Linked DNA regions of Homo sapiens: regions 1, 3, 4, 5, 6 and 7 are each linked to region 2. The links are chromatin contacts, found by Hi-C or POLR2A ChIA-PET in ENCODE. All regions are on one chromosome and are shown on one strand. The core of a region is the stretch at or near the end of the contact, and the rest is flanking DNA. Distances in the headings are between cores, read along the strand shown.

Region 1 (3,893 bases), core at 892-3,391, 600 kb before region 2:
TCTCAGCTGGGCGCGATGGCTCACGCCTGTAATCCTAGCACTTTGGGAGGCCAAGGCCGGCGGATCATGAGGTCAGGAGATCAAGACCATCCTGGCTAATACGTGAAACCCTGTCTCTGCTAAAAATACAAAAAACTACCTGGGCATGGTGGTGGGTACCTGTAGTCCCAGCTACTCGGGAGGCTGAAGCAGGAGAATGGTATTAACCCAGGAGGCGGAGCTTGCAGTGAGCAGGGATTGCGCCACTGCACTCCAGCCTGGGCGACAGAGTGAGATTCCATCTCAAAAAAAAAAAAAAGAAAAGAAAAGAAGAAAAAAAATATTCTCTCTGCAAACTGGGCACTGATAATCACTCCATCTCGTCTTCGATGTGTCCATTCATTGCTGACTCCACAGGCTCAAATCATCCTGTTAAAATTATTAAAATCCCAAAGAAATCTGGAAAACTCAAAAGAAATGTCTAAGTGTTTAGAAAAGTAGCATTTACATAATTATTATACATTGTATATAAATTCTGATAGTAGATAATTAGGGTTTCCAAGATAGGAGAAGAAAATATTGACAATTCTCTTTTATTCATATTTGACAGGATTTGGATAAAGCTCCTATTGTCGTTTTTTTCATAACCTAGAACTCTTCTAAAAGAATTTTCCTCAAATTTAAAAGTGAACTTTTCTAAATAACTCAAATGTGTCCATTCTACTCCCAAAGGATTTTCTTTTCCTGCAGTATAAGACTATGAAAGAAGCCGAGCACGGTGGCTCACACCTGTAATCCCAGCACTTTGGGAGGATGAGGCGGGAGGATCGCTTAAGGCTGGGGTTCAAGACCAGCATGGCCAAAATGGCAAAACCCCATCTCTACAAAAAATATAAAAATTAGCCGGGTGCAGTGGTGCACGCCTGTAGTCCTAGCTACTCAGGAGGCTGAGGCTGGAGAATCACTTGGGCCCAGGAGGTGGAGGTTGCAGTGAGCCATGATTGAGCCACTGTACTCCAGCCTGGGCCACAGGAGTGAAAACCTGTCTTAAAAAAAAAACAAAACCAAGACTATGAAGGAAGGCTGTTCACATAGGCAAACTCTTTTAATATTGATAAGACCAGTCCAAATTGTTCACCCTAAGCAAAACTAAGACGCAATACAAGTAAAAAGCCTTCCAAGTGTTATTTTATTTTAAATTATGATGTCTTAGTGTTATAAACCTTAAAGGGTTATCTATCTACTTTCAAGTATTCAACAGACAGAAGAAACTGAAATGATCATCAATAGCTCCCATTTGTATAGTACCTAAGGCCAAAGTGCATTTTATGGATAAAACATTGAATCTGACCCACATAAAGAGTAATTCCGCCTTATTAAAGAAAAGTTTTTTCTTCCCTTATTCCACAATCTAGGCTTGGCTATATGAGCTCTGCACGGTGGGGAAAAAAGGAGTAAGAAAGTGAAACATCCTAATCACTGTTCCACCAGGTCATGAAATGCACCCTACAGTACTATGTTCAGTTATCTATTTGTTGGGTGCTCAACAAACTTTAATACAAATCCTGGGAGAATAAACCACCCAAAGTCAAAGCTTGGATGGCTACAGAGAAATAGGACTGGGATAAAAGACAGCAGTTAAGTTTGAAAGGAAACAAAAGCATGCAAATCCCAAAGGCACAAATACTCGAACCTTCCCGCAAACTGTGATAATGGGTCAGGCACACTGCTGAGTAATAGCTGTCCTTTCTCGGCTTCAGGACAATCCACGAGAGTGGCAGAATCCTGCAGGTGGACTGATGAATCTTGGCCTTCTCCTCCAGCATGCTGGAGGAGATTCGAGTCTCCACAGGCCAATGCTGCAATAAACCACTCTTCCTTCCCTCTCTCCTTAAAGAGGCCATTTATTATTTGCCGAAGATCTGATTAGCCCTGCTCTTTAAGTTAAAGTGGGCACTTCATTCTACAGTGCAAAGGGTTGCAAGAACAGTTAGATCCCAAGTTTACTTAGGGAGTGGGGCATTAAAAGCAGTGACAGCAGAAGGTCAGAATCAGTAACTCTACTGGCAAAACATTTCTTCCTGTCAGCACTGGGCCTAGACACAGACACCTCCCTCTTCTATCCAAATGCCAAAAAGCAGAACTGAGATGATTTCAATGTGTAGAGCTGGAAGAGGAGAGGGTTCCCTTAGAGAAAATGCTCATAGCAACCAACCAACCTCATTCACCCAAAATAGTAAACAGTTGGTTTCTCTGCTCAGAACCAAAAGGCTTCTGCCAGACAAGCAGTATCACATGACTAGGTTCCCTCTTCTCTCTCTTGCCCTCCCTCCCTTCTTGTACAAAGCCTGCACCCAAAATGGAACAAGGAGCTATAACACAACATTATTTTACTGGACACATTCATCTTTAAAATGTTTGAAGATAAAAGATACCAAAAAGCAGAGGGGGGAGGTACCAAAGGAAAAACTCAGGAAGAATTTACTTTGAAAAAAGTCCTATCACAGTACTGATGTGGGAACCATAAACGTAATGGTTAACTGGCAAGTGTACTCAATGAATGAAAAAACAAATGGACACTTCTCACCAATTTGTAAACACTTTGCTGACAAAATATTTAAAAGAAGATACAGTTCAATACATATTTGACCTTTCCTTTAGAAAGACAATATAGGCTCTTAAGATGCTGGCTAGAGTCAGAGATAATATATTGGCACAATAGTGACAACCCACCAAAATTTGGGATTCAAACCCTTATCTTGTTGACCTCAGCTTACCTCACCATTTGATTTTACTCCTTGTATGTCACAGTCCCATCATTCACATCATTAGGAAGGAAATCAGGACAGCTACACTAACAGGCAACTGAAAAATCTACCCAGCTGATTATGAAAACAAAGGCCACCATGACACTGGCATTTCCACCTAAACAGAAGGGGGAAGATATTAAGGCTGACAGCACAGCTGGAACCAGATGTGCCACCATATTCTTCTCCCTACAAGGTTCCTCACACTTGAAAGCTAAGCGAGGCATGCAGTATAGAGACACAAAAATGAAAACCTCTATGCTGATCAATCTGTTCCACTAGGAAACTAGATAAAGTATAAGAATCAAAAGTGTCACAATCATCTGCCATGACCTCTACTCACAGGGCCAACAGGGGCACTTTGAGAGTAAAATCACTGATGCTCGTCCATCCCTTGCACTGTAAACTGCTCAATAAATATTTATAAAGTGGAAAGAAAAGGAAAAGGAAAATGAAAGAGGAAAAATTTACATGAGAAATCCTTAATTTAAGCAACAATTTTTCCAGCAAGAGCATGTGGAGATTGTTACTTGGCTACTGTCAGAATACAAATACCAGCAATAAATGATTTGTCATCAAGGATGAGGAGCAACTGGAACTCCCAGACATTACTGAGGAGGATGGAAAACGATAATGCTATGTAGAAAAACAGTTTGGGAGTTTCTTATAAATTTACACTTACCATAAAACCCAGTAATCCTATTCCTGAGTATTTATCTAAGAGAAGTGAAAACATACATCCACATAAAGAACTGTACATTGTCTTTGGATAATAGTGTTTAGGTCTCAGTTCTGTGCCTGATGTAAATTGTCTACCTTGTTTCACCTAAGAAGCGTGTCTTTGGAAATGTGAATTTAGAGTTGCCTAGCTAACAACTCTTCAGGGGAATGAAGCAGGTAATTGAAATTGATAGTCTAAAGTGGGAGAGAGAAACTATTTGAAAACTGGTAAATGAAAGATCTTAGATTTCTGTGTGTCTCTATGCCTATATGGTTTATATGTGTCACGTGTATGTGGTATTTCACTACCAAATTATATTAAAGAGCTCTTATCTATTGGCTTAGAGAAAAGTGCTTTTCTATTGTCTCTGAAATAAAAATAAACTC
Region 2 (3,711 bases), core at 712-3,211:
CATGGCCAAACACAGGGTGATGTGTAGGAACCTGAAAGCACGTCTCCGACCTCAGCTGCAAAACTGTGGAGTCCCACACACTAGACTTTATATTCCAGCATTTCCTCTCACCATTACATTTTTGCTTTTTTCCATCCTTACATTACCTTTACCACATTTTTGTTTTTCCCATAATTACATTAGATAAGGCAATGGCTAGACGTGGTCTTTTACTAACTTGTTCTATTGGGAGCGGACGAGAAAAAAAAAAAAGACAAACCCTAGAAATGTCTTCAGGTCCCAGCCATGTTTAGGAAAATACTTGAAGGCTTCTGCGGTGAGAGTGCTACCTGGTAAGGGCGTATGGACACACGTGGAGGGCAAGAAATGAATTTGGGTCTGGTGCCGAAACATCTTTCCACTGCTGTGATTTTGTTTTCTGGTCAGAGTAATAATGCTCGTTGTAAAATAAATAAATAAATAATACATAAAAAGGAAAAGGAAAATTCAGAGAAAATGAAAACAACTCGTAATCAACGTGCTTTTTGGATGTGAACTGCTCCCTTTGGGAGGGCAATGGAGAAGTGAGGACGCACTGGGTATCTGGCCCGGAACAGCCGGCAGTGGGTACACCCTGCCTGGTGAATTCGACCGGGGTTTTGGGGGACCCGCCACCCAAGGGCCGAAGAGCAGGGCCGCCCTACGGGCGCTCCCATTTGGCCACCTGAGTGGCGACTTGGCGCCTTCCTCGGAGCAGCTCCGGGGTTCCGTCGTCCCGGTTCCCACTGGTCCCTTACGCAGAGACCAAAGGCAGGAACCTTCCCTCGTAACTATCCACCGACTGAAAATAGATTCTGAGTCCGCCCCCGCCCCTCCCCCCTTAAAATCCTCCCCACTCTTAAAATCCTCCCCTTTAAAGGGAGCCACAGGGTGACGCCGGGGGAGTTTGCGGAAGCGCTAACCGCGTTGGGGCCTAGGGCGGATCCCGTGATTGGGACAGGCCCCGCCCCCGGCTCCACTTCCCCCATTGTGTGAGCGGCTCGGGCCTAGGCCCCGCCCCCCTCCGGAGGCCCGGCCACTCCCCTTTTCCACCCCCCCTTGGCTCATTTCCGGCCGCCGCCGCTACCGCTAGCCTGTAAGGAGGATTCGGCAGAGGGAAGAAACAACAGCCGCCATCTTGTTTGTGTGCTAGGCTGGGGGGGAGAGAGGGCGAGAGAGAGCGGGCGAGAGTGGGCAAGCAGGACGCCGGGCTGAGTGCTAACTGCGGGAGCCAGAGAGTGCGGAGGGGAGTCGGGTCGGAGAGAGGCGGCAGGGGCCGAGACAGTGGCAGGGGGCCCGGGGCGCACGGGCTGAGGCGACCCCCAGCCCCCTCCCGTCCGCACACACCCCCACCGCGGTCCAGCAGCCGGGCCGGCGTCGACGCCTAGGGGGGACCATTACATAACCCCGCGCCCCGCGGCGTCTTCTCCCGCCGCCGCGGGCGGCCCCGAACGGAGCCCCGGGGGGCGGGCGCTCCCAGCACCTGGCCGCCGGCGGTGGGGGCCGTAGCAGCGGCCGTATTTATTTATTTTCCGCGGGAAAGGAAGGCGAAGGAGGGGAGCGCGGCGCGAGGAGGGGCCGCCTGCGCCGCCGCCGGAGCGGGGCCTCCTCGGTGGGCTCCGCGTCGGCGCGGGCGTGCGGGCGGCGCTGCTCGGCCCGGCCCCCTCGGCCCTCTGGTCCGGCCAGCTCCGCTCCCGGCGTCCTTGCCGCGCCTCCGCCGGCCGCCGCGCGATGTGAGGCGGCGGCGCCAGCCTGGCTCTCGGCTCGGGCGAGTTCTCTGCGGCCATTAGGGGCCGGTGCGGCGGCGGCGGCGCGGAGCGCGGCGGCAGGAGGAGGGTTCGGAGGGTGGGGGCGCAGGCCCGGGAGGGGGCACCGGGAGGAGGTGAGTGTCTCTTGTCGCCTCCTCCTCTCCCCCCTTTTCGCCCCCGCCTCCTTGTGGCGATGAGAAGGAGGAGGACAGCGCCGAGGAGGAAGAGGTTGATGGCGGCGGCGGAGCTCCGAGAGACCTCGGCTGGGCAGGGGCCGGCCGTGGCGGGCCGGGGACTGCGCCTCTAGAGCCGCGAGTTCTCGGGAATTCGCCGCAGCGGACGCGCTCGGCGAATTTGTGCTCTTGTGCCCTCCTCCGGGCTTGGGCCCAGGCCCGGCCCCTCGCACTTGCCCTTACCTTTTCTATCGAGTCCGCATCCCTCTCCAGCCACTGCGACCCGGCGAAGAGAAAAAGGAACTTCCCCCACCCCCTCGGGTGCCGTCGGAGCCCCCCAGCCCACCCCTGGGTGCGGCGCGGGGACCCCGGGCCGAAGAAGAGATTTCCTGAGGATTCTGGTTTTCCTCGCTTGTATCTCCGAAAGAATTAAAAATGGCCGAGAATGTGGTGGAACCGGGGCCGCCTTCAGCCAAGCGGCCTAAACTCTCATCTCCGGCCCTCTCGGCGTCCGCCAGCGATGGCACAGGTTAGTTTCGGCAGCCCCGGCCTTCCACGTTCCCTTTAATCTTTTCTACTCGGTGCGCCTTTATTCTTCCATTTTTTTTTTCTTCCTCTCTCTCTAGTTCCCTGCCCCTTAATTAATTTTAAAGGTATTTGAATGAGCTGGTCGAAGACGTCCAGTAGCCCAACCATTTTCTTTGCCTCCTAATACATTGATTGCAACACTATGTCATATCGGTGTGTGTTCTGGAATTAGAGCTCGTAAGTGGGTGCTATATAGAAATGGCCTGTATTGTTGCTCTCATGCAATTTAATTTGGGAAATGCCAATGCATTTGTGTGTAAGAGCTCCTATGCAATTTAAGTTTCATTTTTTTTGTTCTTGGCAAATGAATTTCGAATCCTTTCTCTTTACTGTACTTACTGTGTTTCCTCTACTTTCCACTCTTCGAAATTTTCTCTCCTTTGCAGAATATTTTCTGTTGAGGAATAGGGTGTAAAAAAATCTTGATTTTGTGTGTGCGAGGTCCAAGATTTCAGGTTAGAGGTGAAGTTTAACAATTCTTTTATCTTACCTACCATTCTTAGCTTTTTTTTCCTTTTTCTTCTTATTTGCTTTAAGAATCAATATGGAGCGCAGTTCATTTCACATCTCCCAGTTCTTTGGTGTGAGACCAAAATGTCTGAAACTCTGGGTTTTTAGGTTGGGAGAACAGGGGCATGTTCTTTGCAGTTTGCAGTCACTTTCTCATTTTAGGGGAAATAAGATAAACAATTTTGTGGAGTTACGTACCTGGAAATCAAGGTTAGAAGTTGAAAGAGTTCCAATCATGAACTACAAACGTGAACTGATTGTACAAAAGTTTAAAATGTGCATTAGGTTTGGTGTTTGTGTGTGTCTTTGTCTTTTTACACTTTTAAACATACTTGGAGATCAAGATTTTCGTTTAAAAGCTTTACGACCAGTTCATTCAGTTGTGGACTAGCTCCTTTGTCAGGAGAAGTTCAGGGAGACTTCTTCCATCATCCCTTCATTCTTTTCTTACAGTTAGTTTAATGGTGTTATCCTGATGGGTAAGGACCTTTTCTTTGCTGGGATAATGAAGATGAAGAATGGCTGGCCATCTGACAGTCCACAAGATGTTCCCCTTTACTACGGAGCATCTCTTTAACTCCCTGAGAGCAGGCTCAGCGTCATCCCTCCATCTGCCAGTGAGAGTGCATAATGGAGTTAAATGTACCCTTTGAGTTTGTAGAGAACTTCGAGAG
Region 3 (3,806 bases), core at 575-3,074, 740 kb after region 2:
CTATCTCCCAGGTTCCGGCAGTTCTCCTACCGGTTAGCTGGGATTACAGGCATGCGCCACCACACCCGGCTAATTTTTGTATTTTTAGTAGAGACGGGGTTTCACCATGTTGGTCAGGCTGGTCTCCAACTCCTGACCTCAAATGATCTGCACACCTCGGCCTCCTAAAGTGCTGGAATTACCGGTGTGAGCCACCGCGCCTGGCCAGATCCTTATTTTTTCAATTGCAATACAGCAGTATGCAAGGCACTTACTGTATGCCAAAGCTTATGCCGAGAGCTGGCTGCCAGCAGCTCCTCCTGCCTCGAGGCCTTTGTCCATGTCATCATTTCCCCTTTGGCTGTAACAGCTGCAGTTCTCTCATAATTTTAGGTTTCATCTTAAATGTCACTTCTTCAGAGGCTTCTTGACAGCACAAGTCAGGGCCCTTGTTAGTTTCATCACATCCATTACCTTTCCTTGATCACTTGTACCATCATCTGTAATTTATTTTTATGTTTAATACGGGTGTGGGATTTCTGATTTTTTTTTTTGCTAGACTGGAAGCTCTCAGAGGGCAGGAACCATTTGTTTCCCTGCCACAGAGATGTTCAATAAATATTGTCAATTGAATGTGCAAATAATCTCACTTAACCACAGCTATGAGGGATGCTATTTTATCCCCATTTTAGAGATGACTAAACTGAGGCTTAGAACAATTAACCCAAGGTCACAGTGAATTAGTGGATCCATGTGTCTGCCTCCACACAGCCTGTGTGTTCTTAATTATTGATCACTAAGCAACAGCTGCCTCTCACAAACTGGCAGGAAACTTCAACTTTTCCCTTTTATCAATATATTGTGAACGCCTTTTCTTGCTAATAAATATACATTTGTGTGCGTAATTTTTAATGATCCCATGGTATTCCATCGTGTGGATGTAATTTACATATTCATTTCCTTATTCTCACTTCTTCCTAGTTACAGCACTTCTTTAAGCACTTGTAATTTTTATTCCTTTGGATAAATTCCTAGAAGTTTACAACACGACCAGCTGCAAGATGGGGCAGTGAGGTGCTTGAAGGAGTGGGTGGGCTGCACTTCAGAATCCCGGTGGAACTTTTTCAAAAAACTCGTGCCCGGGGCCCCCCTCTCAGGAGGCCGTCGGTGGGCCTGGGCACTGGCGTGGTTTTCAGGTCCTCAGTGGTTCCGAGGTGCCAGAGATTGAGGACCACTGGAGTAAGCGCGAGGTCACGGCGGGTGCAAAGCAGAAGACGTAAAATCCTGACCGCCCTGGGACAATCTGCAACCTTGTCAAGCCTCCGTGCCCGCCTTTGTAAGGAGGCTGGGAGAAGCGGGACTTGGATGACCCGGACTCCCGTCCCGAGCGCTGGGGTCCAGGTTTGACTCCGCTGGCTTTCTCAGGCGGGCAGGGCGGGGGTAGGCAGCTGGGAAGATGACGTAATGTGCTCCCAGCCAGGCCTGGAGGCGGCCAGCGGTCGCAGGTGGAGGGTGGCCTGTTAACCCTTCACTCCCAGGCCAGTGGACGGACTTGCGTGTGGCGCAGATCCAACGGAGAAGGCAGCGGCTCCTTTAAACAAGGCGGAGAAGGTTAAGATGATGACCGGACGGCTACTCCAGGCATTCGCTCCGAGGCCGCGGGGGGAGGGACCTCACTATGCAAATCTGAGCTGCTGATCGATGACGCGCCATCACCCCACGCACCGCTTCGCTCGCCCATTGGCTGAGATGAGCCTGGTCCCATTGACAACAAACAGGGGGGCGCGCGGCCTGGAGGCGGGGCCGCAGGGGGCGCGGGCTGGGGCGGGGGAATCCCGCCCCGCCCTTTCTGTGCGGCGCCCGGGCGCAACGCAAACATGGCGGCGGGTGGCACCCGTCGGTGAGGCGGTGCCGGGCGGGGGTTGTCGGGTGTCATGGGCGGTGGCGACGGCACCGCCCCCGCGTCTCCCTGAGCGGGACGGCAGGGGGGGCTTCTGCGCTGAGCCGGGCGATGGACGACAGCGGCGAGCTGGGTGGTCTGGAGACCATGGAGACCCTCACGGAGCTGGGCGACGAGCTGACCCTGGGAGACATCGACGGTGAGTGGTGGGTGGGTGGGAGTGCGGGGGCCGCGCGGGGAGGAAGGGGTTACGGCGGCGCGCCCGGGTGCGCGTGCGCCCACCCCCCGACAGCCCCGGTTCGCGCGGGAAGAACCCCGTGCGCACGGTGCCCCCGGCGGTCCTCAACCCTTCCGGCGCTGCGAGCGTGAGCCCGACCCAGCTGCGCCGCTCCGGGAGGCCGTGGGATCTGGGGCGCCGCGGGGCCGAAAGCGGCGCGAGGGTCGCGGGTTCCAGAGCGCGGGGCTAGGGACGTCGCGGGGGCGTCTCAGGGAGCGGCCTAAGGAGAGCGCGTGGCCGCCGCCTCCCTCGCGCGCCCACACGCGGTTTCCGTGGTCCGCTCTCCCGCCGCCCGCGACCGCGCGTCGCACCTGTCACTCCCTTCCTGGCCGCGGGGACGTCTTTGGGATTCCCGGGGCCCAGCCCCCAGTCTCCGCGCCCCGAATCCCTGGGCTTCTCAGGATTGACCGACGGCCAGGTCGCCGGGTGCTCCGCGAAACTTTGGGCAGCGACTGCAGAAGCAAGTTGCTGATGAAGAGAGCAGTGGCGGCGGAGTGTGGACACATCTCTCCGGGATGGAGACCCGGGCGCTCCTGCTGTCACGCTGCAAGGGGAATTGAGCAGAAGAAATTTTGAGTTGTGGCCCCTCGGGTACGGGCTGGGGAGCGGGTGGCCTTTGTTCCAGCGCCTTAACAGCGGAGTGGAAGAGCTGGTAGGAGCCCAGGGATCCACTCTTAAAATACTAATTTTGCGACCACGGGAACAACGATTTGGAGAGGGTCAGCGGCTTGCTCAAGGTCACCCAGCTGGTTAGAGCCTAGTTCTTGCAGTTCCTTGGCCAGTATTGGTTTTTTTATACCCCTCCTTTCAAGAAAGAGTCCAGTTGACTAGGCTAGTAATCTTATTAACTGGATAGTTGCACTCTTATGTTTAGGCCCCAAAATGCTTTGTATTATTTCACTTCTTCCTCACAACAATCCTGTGAGATACTCTTATTACCTCTATTTTAATACGGTAATTAAAGAAGCCGAGGCCAGGAGATGTTGACTTATCTAAGGCCACTCACCTTAGAGAGCTTAGGCAGAAACACAGGTGCATTGTACTTTTCAGTTTTCAGAATGCTTTCATGTCCAGGATCTCACTACAGCCTTGCAGGCATGTATGATGGCTACATCCCCGTTGTGCAGATGAAGAAGCAGAAGCAGCAGAAGATTCTCTTTTGGGGGAAGAGATAAATGCAGCAGCTAATTGAAAAGGATCTGTTTGCCATTTTCCCATTTTGCTTTTGTAATATTTCTCCCCTTGGTTTGTCCTTGATTTCCATTTTGGTCATGTGGGCAGTGTGATAAGACCCTTAATTGAAGCCCCAGTTCTAACCACAGACTCTTTGCTAAGTGCTTCTAAATACAGAAATGGGTTAACAAATGGGGGATGGGGTAGGTGGGGGTTGGGAACATAGCAAGGGCAGCTAACATGTTTTGAGAACTTCTGTGCCAGACGGTGTTAAACAGTTATACACGTTAATGTTCTCAATCTTCCTAACAACCCTGTCAGGTAGAGAGAACTGTTATACTTGTCATCTCCCTCTCACTGATCCTGAAAGTGAGGCCCAGGGTGGTTCATTAATTTACTGAAGATTACACAGCCAGTAGAAAGTACTGTATGTCTATAGCTGCCTACCTGCAAGGGCACAGAAAGAAATTCATGTGC
Region 4 (3,582 bases), core at 1,016-3,515, 850 kb after region 2:
CAGGTCAGATTCCAAAGTATGTGTATATGTGTTCTTTCGGTTTTTAAATTTAACTTTTATTTTAAGTTCAGGGGTACATGTGCAGATTTGTTATGTAGTTAAAACTTGTGTCATGGGGTTTGTTGTACAGATCATTGTCACCCAGGTATTAAGCCTAGTACCCATTAGTTATTTTTCCAGATCTTCTCCTTCTTCCTGCCCTCCACCCTCCGATAGGCCCCAGTGTGTGTAAAATACATGCTCTTTCCATCACCCAGGGTGCCTCAGCAAGAAGCCTACGGCCGCCCCAGCTTTCCCTTGGCTGGGGGTGGGCAGTAACAGGCGAGGAACGTACTTACCACCTGTGGCGAGGAAACACACCTTCCCCAAGAAGAAGCTGGCATCCACATGGCGCAGGGACTCCTCTGTGTTCTGGAGACTGGGGTGGCCAGGCCAGGGTGAGAAAACAAACCAGAGAACAAAACTTTACAACGGAGAAAGCAGAAGTCCTTGCTTCTCTGATCCTAGAGGCCAGAGAATGACAAGAGGGTGACTTTCTCTGGAGAAATATTTGTCCTTTAATTTTTTTTTTTTTTTTTTTTTTAGATGGAGTTTCACTTTGTTGCCCAGGCTGGAGTGCAGTAGCGCGATCTTGGCTCACTGCAACCTCTGCCTCCTGGGTTCAAATGATTCTCCTGCCTCAGCCTCCCGAGTAGCTGGGACTACAGGTACATGCCACCACGCCTGGCTAATTTTTGTATTTTAGTAGAGACGGGGTTTCACCATGTTGCCCAGGCTGGTCTCGGGCAATCTGCCCACCTTGGCCTCCCAAAGTGCTGGGATTACAGGTGTGAGCCATTGTGCCCGGCCGTTGTGTATTTTAAACATTGTGCACTGACCACTGGCTCCTCTCTCCTCACCTTACAGATTGACCTCAGCCAGCCTCTCCCATCCTCACCACTTCCCATCACAAGTTAGGTCACCGTCTCAGCACAGTCCTGAGCCAGGCCTGCCTGAGCCCTGACTGCCCCTTCCTCTGGCTCTCACCTGTATTTGCTGTGAAGATTAACCACAAACACGATCAGGTCAATTCGGGGCCGATTCACACTGGAGGGCAAAGGGAGGGACTTTGCCAAGTGGCTGAAAAACAGGAAATTGCAGGACTCAAGATATCCGTACCCCCCTCATAGCGACCGTTTAAATGCTGCCCTTCATGTGGAAAGAGGCCGTCAAGGGCTCCCCACCTCATCCTAGCCACCCGAGGCTCTTGTGGCCACGACTCCTTGGGCCAGCACAGAGGCAGGACAGGTCCGGTCCTATTCAGATTACTCCTGTCTGATTCCCTCTGCCAGAAACGGGCTCTGTTTAGTCACCACCTCGGCAAGGGGAGGTTGGGATATAAGACGGCATGGGACTAGCCAGCTACGCTGCATGCTGGGAGAAGGACCAGCCTCAGAGGAGGGGGCGCTGGGCTTCGGAGTTTAGCAGCTAGGACCGAATCCCTCTGGAGTGAGAGACACGTGGGCCCAGGCCACAGCCGCGGCTACTTACACCTTCAGCTCGGAGGCGCAGTCCTCTTTGAGCATCGAGTCCGCCAGCTGCTGCAGAAGAGCATCCTCCGTGCCCACCAGCTGCGCAGGGAGAGAGAGCGGACAGTCGAGCCCTAGGCACAGCACCCCCTGGGGAGGGCCTGGCCCTTCGACCCACTCCCGGGGGGATCGGGACACCGCCAGCAGGCGGCTCGGAGGACATTTCCCGAGAAGTGGACCCCGCGAAGCGGCACGGGCTGGGGGCCTGAGGTTTGGACCCGCTGCAGGCCTGTGGGCACCGCACTCTCTACTACCCGACCCTCGCTCCCACCGCCGGCCTCTCCAGGAGGCCAGACCCCCAGACGCGGGAAAACCAATTCCAGGCGCGGGAACTCGCCAATCAGAAGCTGGGAAAGGGTCCGCCGAGCACCTATTGGTGGGTGCGTCCCTCAACCTCAGAGAGCGGCTACTCCAATTGGTTCAGAGCATGGCTCTCCGCCTATTCCCCGCCCCCGCCACGGTAGCGCGCGCTGGCTTGGCGCCTCAGAGAGCTCAGTTGACCTAGTGGCTGAAGCACCGCCCAGGAGGAAAAACCGGCGGGGGAAGCAGGGCCGCCTGCACCTACCAAGATGGTGGCCGTGTTCAGGCCGGGCAGCTTGTCCAGGGGCCTCAACACCGACATCACAGCCGCAGGACCAACCGTTGCTCCTGCGGTGCGCGCCGATCTTTCAAACCGCCCTGAGTCCAGCCCCTAGAGCGCGGCCTGGGGGCACGTGCCTCCTTATAGGCGGGGCTTCGCGGGACGGGACGGGGCCTCTTAAAGGAACCGAACCTTTATCTCCTTTTCTGAGGGGCGTTCCAGCGCTACCCGTGGAACACGTGGTGGACAGGCCTTTGGTTCCACGCTCCACAGTAAGCAGGTTTTTAGTGATTCCTTTGTTCACTTTCATTCATTCATGCTCATACACAGTACTTTTTTTTTTTTTTTTTGAGACAGAGTCTCGCTTTGTGGCCCAGGCTGGAGTGCAATGCGCGCAATCTCGGCTCACTGCAACTTCTGCCTCCCGAGTTTAAGCGATTCTCCTGCCTCAGCCTCCCAAGGAGCTGGGACTACGGGCGCGCGTCACCACGCCCGACTTATTTTTTTATTTTTAGTAGAGACGGGGTTTCTCCAAGTTGCCCAGGCCGGTCTCAAACTCCTGGCCTCAAGTGATCCCGCCTCGGCCTCCCAAAGTGAGTGCTGAGATTACAGACGTGAGCCACCGTGCCTGGCCCTTTTTTTTTTTTTTTTTTTGGAGCGTCACTTTGTTGCCCAGGCTGGACTATAGTGACACGATCATAGCTCACTACAGCTTCAAACTCCTGGGCTCAAGTCATCTTCCTGGCTTAGCCTCCTGAGTAGCTGGAACTACAGGCAAGTGCCACCATGGGGATCTGGCCATGTTGCCCAGGTGGGTCGTAAACTCCTGGCCTCAAGCAGCCCTCCTGCTTCAGCCTCCTGAGTAGCTGGGACTACCGCTGCACACCAGCAGGCCCTGCCAATTGACTGCTTTTACAGTGAGTGGTAAGCATGCTGTTCTTTGTCCAATGGGAGACTTTACCTCATCTTTCAAGGTTCCTTGCTGCAAACACAGCCTGAGTACAGAGCTGTCAGGGTCTTGCTTTCTTGACATACCCAGCAAGAACATGCAGGGACGCTCAGGGCCCATAGCAAACTGGTTCTGCCAACAGTTATATAATAACTTGTTCACTGTCTCTACATCTAAAATGTAAGAAACAAGAGGTTAGAGACTTTGTCACTTTGTATGTCCAGCACTCTAAAAGTCCCTGGTACATCGTAGTTAATAAATATTTGTTGAGTGAATGGATGGATTACATTCATCCATTCATTCTCAGCAGTCATTCATTCATCATTTCCTATGCCCAGACCCAATGCCCTACCCTAGGAAGTCAGTTGAATCAGACATTATTGATTAACTTAGTTTGATGGGGGTGGGATAGACAATGATAACAGTGTGTTCATTGTTGTAATAACTGGGAGAGCAGAGACACTGTCTAGCCTAAATCCTTCTTA
Region 5 (3,663 bases), core at 376-2,875, 910 kb before region 2:
TATTTTTAGTAGAGACGGGGTTTCTCCATGCTGGTCAGGCTGGTCTCGAACTCCCGACCTCAGGTGATCTGCCTGCCTCGGCCTCCCAAAGTGCTGGGATTACAGGTATGAGCCACCGCACCCGGCCTCATGCGCTTTTTACCATTTTAGTTACTTTCTTTCCTGAAGCCGTCCTTAAAACATAGATGAATGCGAGTTTCTGGGAACTATGTGACCCTCATTCCCCTACATTTTTTATATTCAGGTGGCAGATTTCCTCCTACTCAGCCCAGCCCTTCTGAATAGGGTCCAAGTCATTGATTTATTCATTTATTTACCTCCTATGTGGTGTTTGGTGTGGAGCCTCACAGAGCAGTGAAGACGTGGTGTTTTTCCTTATACAGTTTACAGTCTCCTGGGGAAGACTAATGTTAAGCACATTCTTTCATAAATTGCAATTATGACCATTGCTCTGAAGAAGTAGTAAAGGATATTATGGGAGTGTTAACAGGAGGGCCTGGTCTGGACTGCGAGGGTCAAGAAGCCTTCCCAGGGTGGAGGCGAACTTTTGAGATGGCCAGGAAAAGATGAACAGAACTACTCAAAGAAGCCAAGTGCAGAGTTTCAGAGGTGAAAGAAACCAAAGATACCATCTAGGGAAGCCCAATCTCCGCCGGCTACCAATGAGAAAACGGAGGCCAGGCAGGGTGGGAGGATGGGTAAGGGACTTACTTACTTGCTGTTAGCAGTGAAGTTACACGGCCTGTGAGCCGCGGGGGCTGGAGATGCAAACCGAGCTTGGGTTTCTTAAGTGGGTAGGAGTGGAGATGTATATGCGAAGGAGAAGGGATTAGGAGTGGTGGAAACCAGGTAGGTTTTAATTTAGTGCCTAGGCTCCCTCAGCTGCAGAGCTACCTCCTGCGGTGGGGGAGGGGATTAAAGATGACTCAGACCTGCCCTAGCCCAGAGAAACTCCGTTTGCAGTGCTGAAGCATAGTTTTTATTTGGGTTTGGGGGAGGAGGTACTGAACACACATACAGGCAAAACAATAAGTGTAGAGTTCAGAATTGGGAAACCAGTCCCTCTTCTGCAGCTGTTCAGCTGTGTGATTTGGGATAAGTCACTTAACCTTTCTGAATTGCAGTTCAGTTTATACTTTTGTGCGTTTCTTTCAGTCTTTTTCTATACATTTTAGGAGTTTCTTAGAGATCAGTCGTGCCCTGTATTTCACCTCATTCTTTCAAAGCTAAAGCCTCTTGTTTGGTAGAGCTGTGTTTCAGCCCCTTTTACAGAGCAGTTTGCCAGCCTGTGCTTGCCCAAACATCTAGAGAATAACTAGCAAGCGAGCCAGGAGAAGATCCAGGAGCTGTAAGAATCGTTAGCAACTGAGCATATTTCTATAAACCAATAAAGGTTTTTCTGTTTTGTTCATCTGTTACCCTTATGCTGTTGCCACTTTCACATGCAGTGTCTGTAGGCGGAGAGTATGAGATAACAGCATTTCACAAATGAAAGTGAGTGGAAAAGGGCTGCTTCCCCTTTAAGGCAGTCTCAGCTCCAGCTCCCTCCCCTTTCCTGATTGACAAACCTACCCGAAGTCACATGATCTGCCTCTATTTGAAGGTCACAAAAAGCTGCTTCCTTTAGAGACAGAGAGGGAGAGAGAGAGCAAGAGGGAGAGTGTGTGAGAGAGAGTTAGTTCAAGCCAAAATGGCCGACAGAGTCTCTGCTGGTTTCTGAATATTTAAAATACAAAAAAACAGATAGACAAAAAGAATTCATTTTTTGGACCTTTTTTCATTTCCATTTCTACCTTGTATGCCTCAATTTGCTGGATTTAAGCACTGCTGCACTTTATGAGGTTGGTAAATATTTTCAATTTTTTTTAACCAATTGATTTATATGGATCTTGTCTAACCGTTTTCACTGGTGGTGTTGCAAATCGACATTTGTCTAGCATGGAGACTGGCTTCAGACATTTCGTGGATCTGTGTAAATCAGACCCGTGATGTACTTTGGTTCGGCATTTTAGAAATGGAAAAGACGTGGTAAAATATTTAGATTTTGAAGTGATTTAATTGCACTTTTAATGTATATGCAGATTTTCATCATCGTTTCTATCTTGCAATAAATGAAGCTGCGAGTAATTGGAAATTTGCTATTTAGAAAGAGGTTTTTAAAAAACACAGACCTCCCCCTCCCCCCTTAAATCTGCTGCAAAAATTTGCATAAATATAAATGGGTTTGCATTCTTTCGGCTGCTAAGGCCGACAAAGGATCTGGGAGGGCAAGCCCTAGAACGGGAAAGCCTTTTTCTATCTTTTTATTTTTTAAACTGGGCCCTCCTTCCTAGAGAGATGTAAAACCTAAAGTAAGACCTAATACATTTTAAACATCAGGTTGGGGGCGGGTGAACACCAGGAGGTTTGGGGTTTGTAGATTCCCCTGCTTGAAAACCTCCCAAGCAATATGTGGCTCACCCCTCTCCTTTCTGCGCGCGCTCATTTGCACTGGGTCTCTGTGTGTGTTCTCAAATGTGCAGCCAGATGCGCTTTTATTTTGATCCTGGATTCAACCAAAGGGTAGGACTATGTTGTAAACATGGTGTTTTAAAGATATGAACAGCTATTCACCGCGATTAGAAATTATTTCTTTATCAGTTCTCCCTGTGTATTAGCCTTCTTCATTCCTCACGAAATAAAATTTTTGTTTAATTTTACACAGATGCAAAACTGAGTTTTTCAGCATAAATTCATCGTGTGAGTGTGTGGTTGCCTGTTTCGGCCATGTATCCACTGCGAAGTGGTCATTTAGGGTCACATGTATAAGTAGCAGTCTATGTGATTGTTAGTAACCCCTGAAGCTGTGCAGTGCCTGAAGTTAAATTCCATTACTCCTAATGCAGGATTCTGGAAGCCTGAGAGCAGGGAGGAAAGAAAGCTGAAAACTTGCTTTCTCAGAGCCTCCTCCCCCTATCATTGTGAGAGTGTGATGTAATGCTTCTCGGTCTGGTGGGCTGAAAGGATTGTAGTTTGTGATGTGGCGGGTAAATTGCCCCCACCCCTGGGTAAATTACTCCACCCCCCTGAGCACATCCCTGGCTCTGAGAGGCCTTGTTTTCTTTTCTCTTTTTTTCCTAATTTGTATCCTCCTGATTTATGCTGTGGCATATTGGCATGAGAAAGAGACTGTTCTTCTAAATCTGTTACAAAGTATAGTTTAGAAAAGGCATTTAAAATATGCAAATGGGTTGAATTGTCATATCCCCATCATTAAATATGTAGACGTGGATTAAAGCTAATTAAGCATAAATGGAATAATTTTGATCAGAAGGGAGCAGTGTTTTTTGTTGTTTCCTTTTTAATTAATCTAATTATGAGATGCTTACTGGGCCTGAAAGTGTTAAAAAAGATAAAGTGGAAAAAATGCTGGACCATTTTGAAAATTTGACAGTCTGGAAGAGGGTGTGTGGTGCTTTCAAAAGCTTTATTCACTCTTAAAATGGATTGGCCTCTTGTGCTGAAAATGGCCTGTTTCTTTGGGCCAATTGTGTGTAGATGAAGGGACTTTCACGCTAATTTAACAAAAAGACTTTCCATTTGAATACATAAGATAATTAAAGCCCTCTGTCTCTAACAAGCAAGGATTTTATTATTTTAAAAAATTAATGTTGTTATGTTAGT
Region 6 (3,750 bases), core at 705-3,204, 990 kb after region 2:
GTCTGTTGCCAGCCGCTGTAAGCCCCAGGCTCCTAACCACCGAGCTGCGGGCCTGGAGAATGGCCACTGCCTCTCCAAGGACAGCAGCCCTGTGGGCTTGGTTGAAGAAGCGGGCAGCAGGTCTGCAGGGTGGGGGTTGGCTGAGTGGGAGCTGCAGGGCCCTGCCAGCCTCCTCCTAGGCAAGGGGCAGAGCCCTGTGTCCCCTGAGACCTCCTGCTTCTCTACCCTGCATGACTGGTATGGCCAGGAGATCGTGGAGCTGCGGCAGTGTTGGCAGAAGAGGGCCCAGGGGAGCCACTCAAAATGTGAGGAACAGGATAGGCCCTAAGTCTGGGCCCTTTGAGTCAGGAAACCAGGGCCAGTTCTTTTTCAGGAGTTAAATGTTTACCCATTTCCAAGGTTGCGTTTTGGGAGGGGACATGGGTTCTCTCCTTCCTGCTATTTAGGCATTCTCCAGGTTCGAGATCCACCCGTGTGTCTGGAAGGGACTGCGGGACCATTCCTTCCATCCTCTTTATTTCCTGAGGTCCAGAGAAGGAAGGAGACTTAGCAGCCACAGAGCAAGACCCCAATCTCCTGACTGCACTGGCCTGACTGCCCCCTCCCAGGGGATGTTAATGAAATGAAGGAAGTGGGGAATGTCACCCGAGACTGTCACAGGCTTGCCATACCTTTGGCCTACACACCGGGCTCTAGAGCCATAATTTCCAACCTGGGGAGTCTCCTGTGCACTTAAATCCGAGGTAGGCTGCAGTATCGGCTTGAAGCTCTGACACTGTCAGAGAAAGTGGATTTATTGTGTCATAGGAGTTTCTGGGACCCAGCTCTTCCTGAGAGGGGTGGGAAGATTGGGGATGGGATCCTCACTCAGCAGTCTGGGTAGGGCCCTTTGAGGCAGAGGGTCTTCGGCCAGTGAAGAGAGATTTATTCTGCTCAGAGTGCTGGGGTCCCATCCTTTCTCCCTGGCTGCCCTGTTAACAGATGGTGCTGGACCTTGCCCCGGAAGGGGCTTGTAGCTTTTTTACGTCAACGAAATGCCCTCCTGTACTCTGTCTTCAGCAGCCAACTCCTGGAGCTGCCAAGTGAGGGGTTAAAGAAGAGGTGGGGAGGCAGTGTGGCTCCCTGGGAAAAGTCTGTTGCTTTGGTTCTCAGTCCTGGGTATTCTAGGAGCTTGGACACGGGATTGCGTTTCCTGTGCTAAAATTCTCTCTCCTGGCTGGGCTCCGGTAAACTGAAGCTGCTCGAGAAATCACCTGGGAACTCTCATAGCCGTTTGTCACCCAGGGTGTACTTGCCAGGACCTCTCCTTGCTACTCTTCCCAAAGTCGGGAGGCAAAGCGGCTGGGTCACCAGAGCCTGACCATACTGACGCTCCAGGGGGAAGACGCAGAGGCCGGGAAGAGACACCCCCTCCCAAACACATAAAACTTGCCCCTTCCTAGCCTCGGCTCCCCTCACTGGGGCCTTGGGCAGGACCGACCCGCATCCAACTAGGCCTAAGGGGTAGGCTCTGAGCCTCTTACCCCTAAGAGGCGGAGATGCGCCCAAGGCGGGCGCCCGGCCTGTTCCCCAGCCCTGCCTGGAAGCCCCGCAGCCACTGCATTTTGTTTAAACACAGATAGCACGGGCCTTTCTCTTATTGCTACAGTGTTTTGTACACGGTTAAAACACTAGTAAAGCTTTTTCGTTATTACTCCTTCCGCTCCCTGGGTTTATTTCCACAACCGGCCGCTGAGGCCTGTTCTGACGGCCGGGCGGACCCAAGACCGCGGCCACGCCCAGCAGGACGCGGACTGAGGGAGCCGGGGCTGCGCCGCCACTCTCGTGACGCCACCATGCCGGCCAGTGACAAACACCTCCCTCCCGCCGCCCCAGGAGCCGCCGGCACTGCGCGAGTGGGAGGGCTGGGCTTCTCGTGTACTCCTCAAACTCTCGCGAGGCTTCGGGCGGCTTTCTTCCCGAGGGCGGCACGAGGGCTGGGCGGTGGGGTGCGGGTGCCCGGGTGAGGGGCGGAGCTGGGGGCATGGCGTCCGGAGCGGCTCGCTGGCTAGTATTGGCACCCGTCAGGTCCGGGGCTCTCCGGAGCGGGCCTAGCTTGAGGAAAGATGGCGATGTCTCCGCCGCATGGAGCGGCTCAGGCCGGAGCCTGGTACCGTCGAGGTCAGTCATCGTTACCCGCAGCGGCGCCATTTTGCCCAAACCGGTGAAAGTGAGTGTCCTCCTGGAGACGGGGCGAAGGGGCTGAGGCCAATCATTGTGGGGAGTGCGTGAGGGCGGCGCTGATTGATAGGAGCCAAGGCCAATCATAACGATTACCGTAGACTGGAAGGCGGACCAAGAATACGCTAATGAGTTGCTAATTTTGACAGGTGTGTAGAAAATGGTAGGTAGACAGAAGATGGGGGGCAAACGCTGAGGAAGTTGGCCTTTTACATTAGCTTGTCCTGAGAGGTGCGGTGCTCTGCTCCTCTGGAGTCAGAAGACTAGGCCGTGTGCTTCTAGCTTAGAGCAGTCCTGTAATCTCTGCCCTGCCTGTCTCCTAGTTTATGGGATGAAATATGAATTTTGAAAGGACTCTGTAAATAAAGGGTACGTGGGACGGGCCTCATCTTTTTATTAGTTGTCACCTAATATTTAATTCATGTGATTTACAGTCCTGATAGATGTGCAGGGAATTATTACAATCACGGGTTTTCAAATGAAGAATCGGGCTAGAGCGGTGAAGCTCGTATCCAAGGCCAGCGCTGAGGACGCAGCATCCGGGTTTCTTCCTGGTACCGTCCCCACCAGGTCCTGTCTTTTTCCAACACTGAACGCTATCACATGCTTGAGTTTTTCTAGGGAAAACGGAAACAGTCCCTTATATCAAGCGAAAGTTTGCTTTACGACTGCAGGGCTGTGTGGTGTGGGAGTTAAAAAAACAAATTCTCTTAAAGCTAGTCTAGCCTATGCTAACTCACACAATTGACTGTAGGTCCATGTTGGGAAAGACCTGCCTTATCAAAACAGTTGAAAAAAAAATTTTTTTAATTCTAGGAATACGAGAGAAATGTTGCTGAGATTTTACTGACATTCTCCCAATCCATCTAAAGTCTTTGAGTGTAAATACATGCCCACTTTCAAATACATCTGTTTCTAAAATTTTTAAATCAAATTTCTCAGGCATCAGGGAACCTGTTACTTAGTGAACTGTGTAGAATATCCCTTCACTGTACATCTTTCTGTCATCGGTTTTCGTGTATTTCGTGTTCAGGCAGAGCTCACCGTAGTCTGGCCCTCCTAGTACTGGTGCACCCGATTGCCTGTAGGGATTTAAAGTAATTAGCAGGCTGTGTCCTAACTTTAGATGTCTAGGGTGCCTTAGACTTTTCTTTCCAGTGGACTTTTCGTCCATTTTGATGGCCATAACAGTCACCTTATCTCCTTTTTTTTTTTTTTGAGACGGAGTCTCACTCTGTCACCCAGGCTGGAGTACAGTGGCACAATCTTGGCTCACTGCAGCCTCCGCCTCCCGGGTTCAAGTGATTCTTCTGCCTCAGCCTTCTGAGTAGCTGGGACTACAGGCATGTACCACCACACCCGGCTAATTTTTTGTATTTTTAGTAGAGACGGGGTTTCACTATGTTAGCCAGGCTGATTTCGAACTTCTGACCTCGTGATCCGCCCGCCTCAGCCTCCCAAAGTGCTGGGATTACAGGTGTGAGCCACTGCGCCCGGCCTTTTGTCTTTTTTTTAGACAGAGCCTCACTC
Region 7 (3,451 bases), core at 33-2,532, 720 kb before region 2:
TACATACTTGTATGCAACTTTGTAATCTGATTTTCCCATGTAACATTTTAATTTGATGGGTGGTCTGCGTGTTCACTGGAAAACATATATATATTAAATGTACATTTATGTATATATATAAAATATACATTCATATATATTATATATAATATACATTCATATATATTATATATAATATACATTCATATATCTATCTTTTATATATATATATAGACAAGATCTTGCTCTGTCGCCCAAGCTGGAGTGCAGTGGCATGACCACAGTTCACTGCAGCCTTGATTTCCTGGGCTCAAGCGATCCTCTCACCTCAGCCTCTTGAGTAGCTGGGACTATGGCACACACAACCACACGTGGTTCATTTTTTGTTGTTTTTTGTAGAGACAGGGTCTCACTCTGTTAACCCAGGCTGTTGTATTTTCTTTAAGATTGGTTTAAATTCACACGGACTCCAGCATCAGAACTACCCAGATGTCAGGTTCTGGGCAGAACTTGGGGCAACTGATGAAATGTCTGCTCAGCTGAAGTCAGACACCTGGACACTTAATGCCCTCTTTCCCTGGCTGATGCTCAGTTTCATTTAAGAACCAGGAGAGCCTGATGTTTGTAAACACAGCTTTAGTGGAAGCACGAGGGTTAGGAGTCCCTAGAAAGGTGATATGAAGCCTAGGTGGATGTGAGGGTTGGTGAGATGGGAATTGCACAGCATAGAATCTGACACAGAAGGTACTCAGAAAATTTCGTTTTCCGGCCTGGCGCGGTGGCTCACGCCTGTAATCCCAGCACTTTGGGAGGCTGAAGCGGGCAGATCATCTGAGGTCAGGAGTTCGAGACCAGCCTGGCCAACATGGTGAAACCCCGTCTCTACTAAAAATACTGTACTAAAAATACAAAAAAATTAGCTGGGCGTGGTGGCGGGCGCCTGTAATCCCAGCTACTCGGGAGGCTGAGGCAGAGAACTGATTGAACCTGGGAGGTGGAGGTTGCAGTGAGCCGAGATCACGCCACTGCACTTCAGCCTGGGTGACAGAGCGAGACTCCATCTCAAAAAAAAAAAAAAAAAAAAATTAGCAAGTTATTTGCAGCGTCTATCTCCCACCACCCTGACTGCTGGTCCACACCATACTGTCCCAAGCTTCTCAGGCTGCGGTGCAGACGAAGAAATCATCGCTATGCATGCTGGCCTTGGGATGGGGGCGCAAAGCCCCTGGACGCGCCCCGCCTAGTGGGCGGGAACGACTACAGCCCCCAGCATGACCCGCGGCCGCCCATGCCACGCCCCGCCACGCGTGCGCTTAGGCGCCGCTGAGCGCTGACTGGGTGCGAGTGGGGAAGCTGCTAACCCGACCCGGATTGGCGCTGAGGTGGCCCGTGGGGCAGGTGAGTGCGGGGCGGGAGTCAGCGGAGACCCACCGGCGCCTACAAGTTCCCCTCAGGCGGGGGCTGCGGGGCGGCTGTGGTCGGACTGTCCGACCGAGGGTCGTATGGGCCGAAGGCGCCCACGAGAGAAGCACCGCCTCGGGCCGGAGAGCCGCCGGGCCGACCTTGCTCGCGTCGCCGTTGGAATGGGGGCCGGGGACGCGGCGGGGCGGGGAGGTCGGCTGCGTCCTCCGGTGCGGCCGCCCCTAGACGGCCGAGGCCACCTCAGGTGTTCGGGGCGCCAGCCGGAATCCACCGCGCTGGCAGCCGGGAGCGGTTTTACGAAAACCGCGCCTGAGGCGGGGGGCTTTCTAAAAAGAGCCTGGCTGGCTCTGGCACCGGGACAGCTGCAGACTCCTCCTCAGGTTTAACTTGCGGTTTTCCCTTTAAGATTCAGATCCAGGTGCAGAACCCGGGCTCGGATCCAGGCCCGAGACTCGGAACACCGGTGTGTTTGCATTTTAGCACGGGGGAAACTGAGGCATACGTTAGCCAGAATCATCCGGTGTGGTTAGGACTGGAATTTTGAAAATTATTCTCATACTTAGTTTACTGACCTAGGCTCTTTTTTATTTGGAAAGAAAAATAAAGATGTTTCAAAGGTTGTTTTCAGTGACTGGGTGACTAGTGTATCTTCCAGTCTCACGCTGCACGTTTGTGGTGGGTTGATGGCTCTTTTTTGTTTTGCGGTGGGATAGAGATGTCCTGGAATGTTCTACACCTTTCTTATTCTTTCTTAGTAAATTCAAGTCAAATCAGACTCTGATTCACAAAAACTCATTTTCAACTTCGACTCGTTTACTCGTAGTTTTTGTGACAGGTTTGTGATTAGGTTTATAGGTACATATGTTTCCCGCTTTTCTTGCTCTTTTAGTTCCAATTATCTCTGCACTCTAAACAGTTGAATTACATCTTTGTTTTTACACTATTTCTGTTCTTGGTGATTAATTTGTAATTCTTCTTTTCTTTTCTTTTCTATTTTTTTTTTAAGACGGGAGTTTCGCTCTTGCCCGGGCTGGAGTGCAATGACATGATCTCGGCTCACTGCAAGCTCCGCCTCCCGGATTCAAGTGATTCTCCTGCCTCAGCCTACCGAGTAGCTGGGATTACAGGCGCCCGCCACCACGCCCGGCTAATTTGTGTATTTTTAATAGAGACGGGGTTTTTCGCCATGTTGGCCAGGCTGGTCTCGAACTCCTGACCACAGGTGATCCGCCCGTCTCGGGCCTCCCAAAGTGCTGGGATTACAGGCGTGAGCCACTGCGCCAGGCCCGATTAATTTGTAATTCTATAGATATCTTTCCTGGCTTTTGATAATCCTAAGTGAATGTAGCTTTTTCATCCCTAATTATCATAGTAGCCTGAGCTTTAGTTCTTCTCCCTGTCCCCCCCCCCTTTTTTTTTTTTTTTTTTTTTTGAGACGGAGTCTCGCTCTGTTGCCCAGGCTGGAGTGCAGTGGCGCGATCTCGGCTCACTGCAAGCTCTGCCTCCCGGGTTCACGCCATTCTCCTGCCTCAGCCTCCCGAGTAGCTGGGACTATAGGTGCCCGCCACCACACCCGGATAATTTTTTGTATTTTTAGTAGAGACGGGGTTTCACCGTGTTAGCCAGATGGTCTCGATCTCCTGACCTCGTGATCTGCCCGCCTCGGCCTCCCAAAGTGCTGGGATTACAGGCGTGAGCCACCGTGCCTGGCCCTCCCTGTCCCTTTTTAAGCGTGGAGGTGTGTGGTCTGGGAGGGGAGAGGGTGAGGTGTCTATTGATCAGATATGGGTAATAGGTTAACATAACCCATGACCAGAACATTAAAAGGCTGTAAACAAACAATTGCTTCAATATAAAAACGCATACCTCGTGAATTTGGAAACATGTCAGGTTGATAGAAAAGTGAACTCGGGTAGAACCTCACAGAAATGAACCCGACATTAGGGTGAAATATTGAGAAGGGAAGGGAGGAGATAATCATCTCTTTTATTTTACAGCCATCTTTCTATGCCTGGAGTGGATGTAGGAACAGCCTGCTGGCTCAGAAGCT

The links. Hi-C counts contacts between places; a loop is a spot of excess contacts on that map. ChIA-PET counts read pairs that join two places held with the same protein, here RNA polymerase II (POLR2A). Pooled maps may share reads with other maps.
Region 1: a loop to region 2 is called in a pooled map, with 5 times the contacts of the local background. The contact joins the enhancer-like site here to the promoter of EP300 in region 2. A Hi-C loop is called at or near these places in 1 of 37 single-sample maps with no recorded cell type and 2 of 50 pooled maps. POLR2A ChIA-PET finds 5 or more read pairs at or near these places in 3 of 52 experiments (A549, activated B cell and activated T-cell).
Region 3: a map of gastrocnemius medialis shows a loop between it and region 2 (9-fold over the local background). The contact joins the promoter of SREBF2 here to the promoter of EP300 in region 2. A Hi-C loop is called at or near these places in 1 of 168 maps with a recorded cell type or tissue (gastrocnemius medialis), 2 of 37 single-sample maps with no recorded cell type and 7 of 50 pooled maps.
Region 4: a map of naive thymus-derived CD4-positive, alpha-beta T cell shows a loop between it and region 2 (5-fold over the local background). The contact joins the promoter of CENPM here to the promoter of EP300 in region 2. A Hi-C loop is called at or near these places in 1 of 168 maps with a recorded cell type or tissue (naive thymus-derived CD4-positive, alpha-beta T cell) and 7 of 50 pooled maps. POLR2A ChIA-PET finds 5 or more read pairs at or near these places in 1 of 52 experiments (naive thymus-derived CD8-positive, alpha-beta T cell).
Region 5: a pooled map shows a loop between it and region 2 (15-fold over the local background). The contact joins the promoter of TNRC6B here to the promoter of EP300 in region 2. A Hi-C loop is called at or near these places in 3 of 37 single-sample maps with no recorded cell type and 13 of 50 pooled maps.
Region 6: a loop to region 2 is called in a map of gastrocnemius medialis, with 4 times the contacts of the local background. The contact joins the promoter of SMDT1 here to the promoter of EP300 in region 2. A Hi-C loop is called at or near these places in 2 of 168 maps with a recorded cell type or tissue (gastrocnemius medialis and naive thymus-derived CD4-positive, alpha-beta T cell) and 8 of 50 pooled maps.
Region 7: a loop to region 2 is called in a pooled map, with 9 times the contacts of the local background. The contact joins the promoter of SGSM3 here to the promoter of EP300 in region 2. A Hi-C loop is called at or near these places in 6 of 50 pooled maps.

What each region holds. Positions count from the first base shown.
Region 1 is chr22:40,490,315-40,494,207 of GRCh38, forward strand. The region is part of intron 3 of MRTFA (myocardin related transcription factor A); the gene reads right to left. Among named protein-coding and RNA genes, the nearest start is that of MRTFA-AS1, 30 kb to the right of the region's middle. Within about 2 kb of position 2,142, at least 7 of the 41 ENCODE cell types and tissues checked have a DNase peak (open chromatin) inside an H3K27ac peak, as active enhancers do.
Region 2 is chr22:41,090,631-41,094,341 of GRCh38, forward strand. EP300 (EP300 lysine acetyltransferase) reads left to right here and starts at 1,962. Exons shown (of 31, transcript NM_001429.4): 1 at 1,962-2,468. The coding sequence starts at 2,375. MIR1281 (microRNA 1281) reads left to right here and starts at 1,883; the gene lies at 1,883-1,936. RefSeq lists silencers at 863-1,152, 1,253-2,022, 2,203-2,302 and an enhancer at 2,413-2,652.
Region 3 is chr22:41,831,281-41,835,086 of GRCh38, forward strand. It overlaps SREBF2 (sterol regulatory element binding transcription factor 2), which reads left to right and starts at 1,825. Exons shown (of 19, transcript NM_004599.4): 1 at 1,825-2,078. The coding sequence starts at 1,991. It overlaps CCDC134 (coiled-coil domain containing 134), which reads left to right. Exons shown (of 7, transcript NM_024821.5): 7 at 1-884. SREBF2-AS1 (SREBF2 antisense RNA 1) reads right to left here and starts at 3,385. Exons shown (of 2, transcript NR_157279.2): 1 at 3,163-3,385; 2 at 1-2,700. RefSeq lists enhancers at 1-352, 1,179-1,688, 1,294-1,950, 3,741-3,806 and silencers at 1,729-2,068, 2,129-2,518.
Region 4 is chr22:41,944,887-41,948,468 of GRCh38, forward strand. It overlaps CENPM (centromere protein M), which reads right to left and starts at 2,266. Exons shown (of 6, transcript NM_024053.5): 1 at 2,134-2,266; 2 at 1,531-1,610; 3 at 1,027-1,119; 4 at 339-418. The coding sequence starts at 2,190. It also overlaps a transcript of SMIM45 not described here. RefSeq lists an enhancer at 2,070-2,279.
Region 5 is chr22:40,176,300-40,179,962 of GRCh38, forward strand. TNRC6B (trinucleotide repeat containing adaptor 6B) reads left to right here and starts at 1,626. Exons shown (of 23, transcript NM_001162501.2): 1 at 1,626-1,841. The coding sequence starts at 1,837. RefSeq lists an enhancer at 1,465-1,514.
Region 6 is chr22:42,077,746-42,081,495 of GRCh38, forward strand. It overlaps SMDT1 (single-pass membrane protein with aspartate rich tail 1), which reads left to right and starts at 1,955. Exons shown (of 3, transcript NM_033318.5): 1 at 1,955-2,209. The coding sequence starts at 2,024. PHETA2 (PH domain containing endocytic trafficking adaptor 2) reads left to right here. Exons shown (of 3, transcript NM_001002034.3): 3 at 1-1,693. The coding sequence ends at 328. RefSeq lists enhancers at 1-459, 1,700-2,472 and a silencer at 1,380-1,674.
Region 7 is chr22:40,369,312-40,372,762 of GRCh38, forward strand. SGSM3 (small G protein signaling modulator 3) reads left to right here and starts at 1,283. Exons shown (of 22, transcript NM_015705.6): 1 at 1,283-1,377. ADSL (adenylosuccinate lyase) reads left to right here. Exons shown (of 13, transcript NM_000026.4): 13 at 1-56. RefSeq lists an enhancer at 969-1,178 and silencers at 1,329-1,438, 1,499-1,668.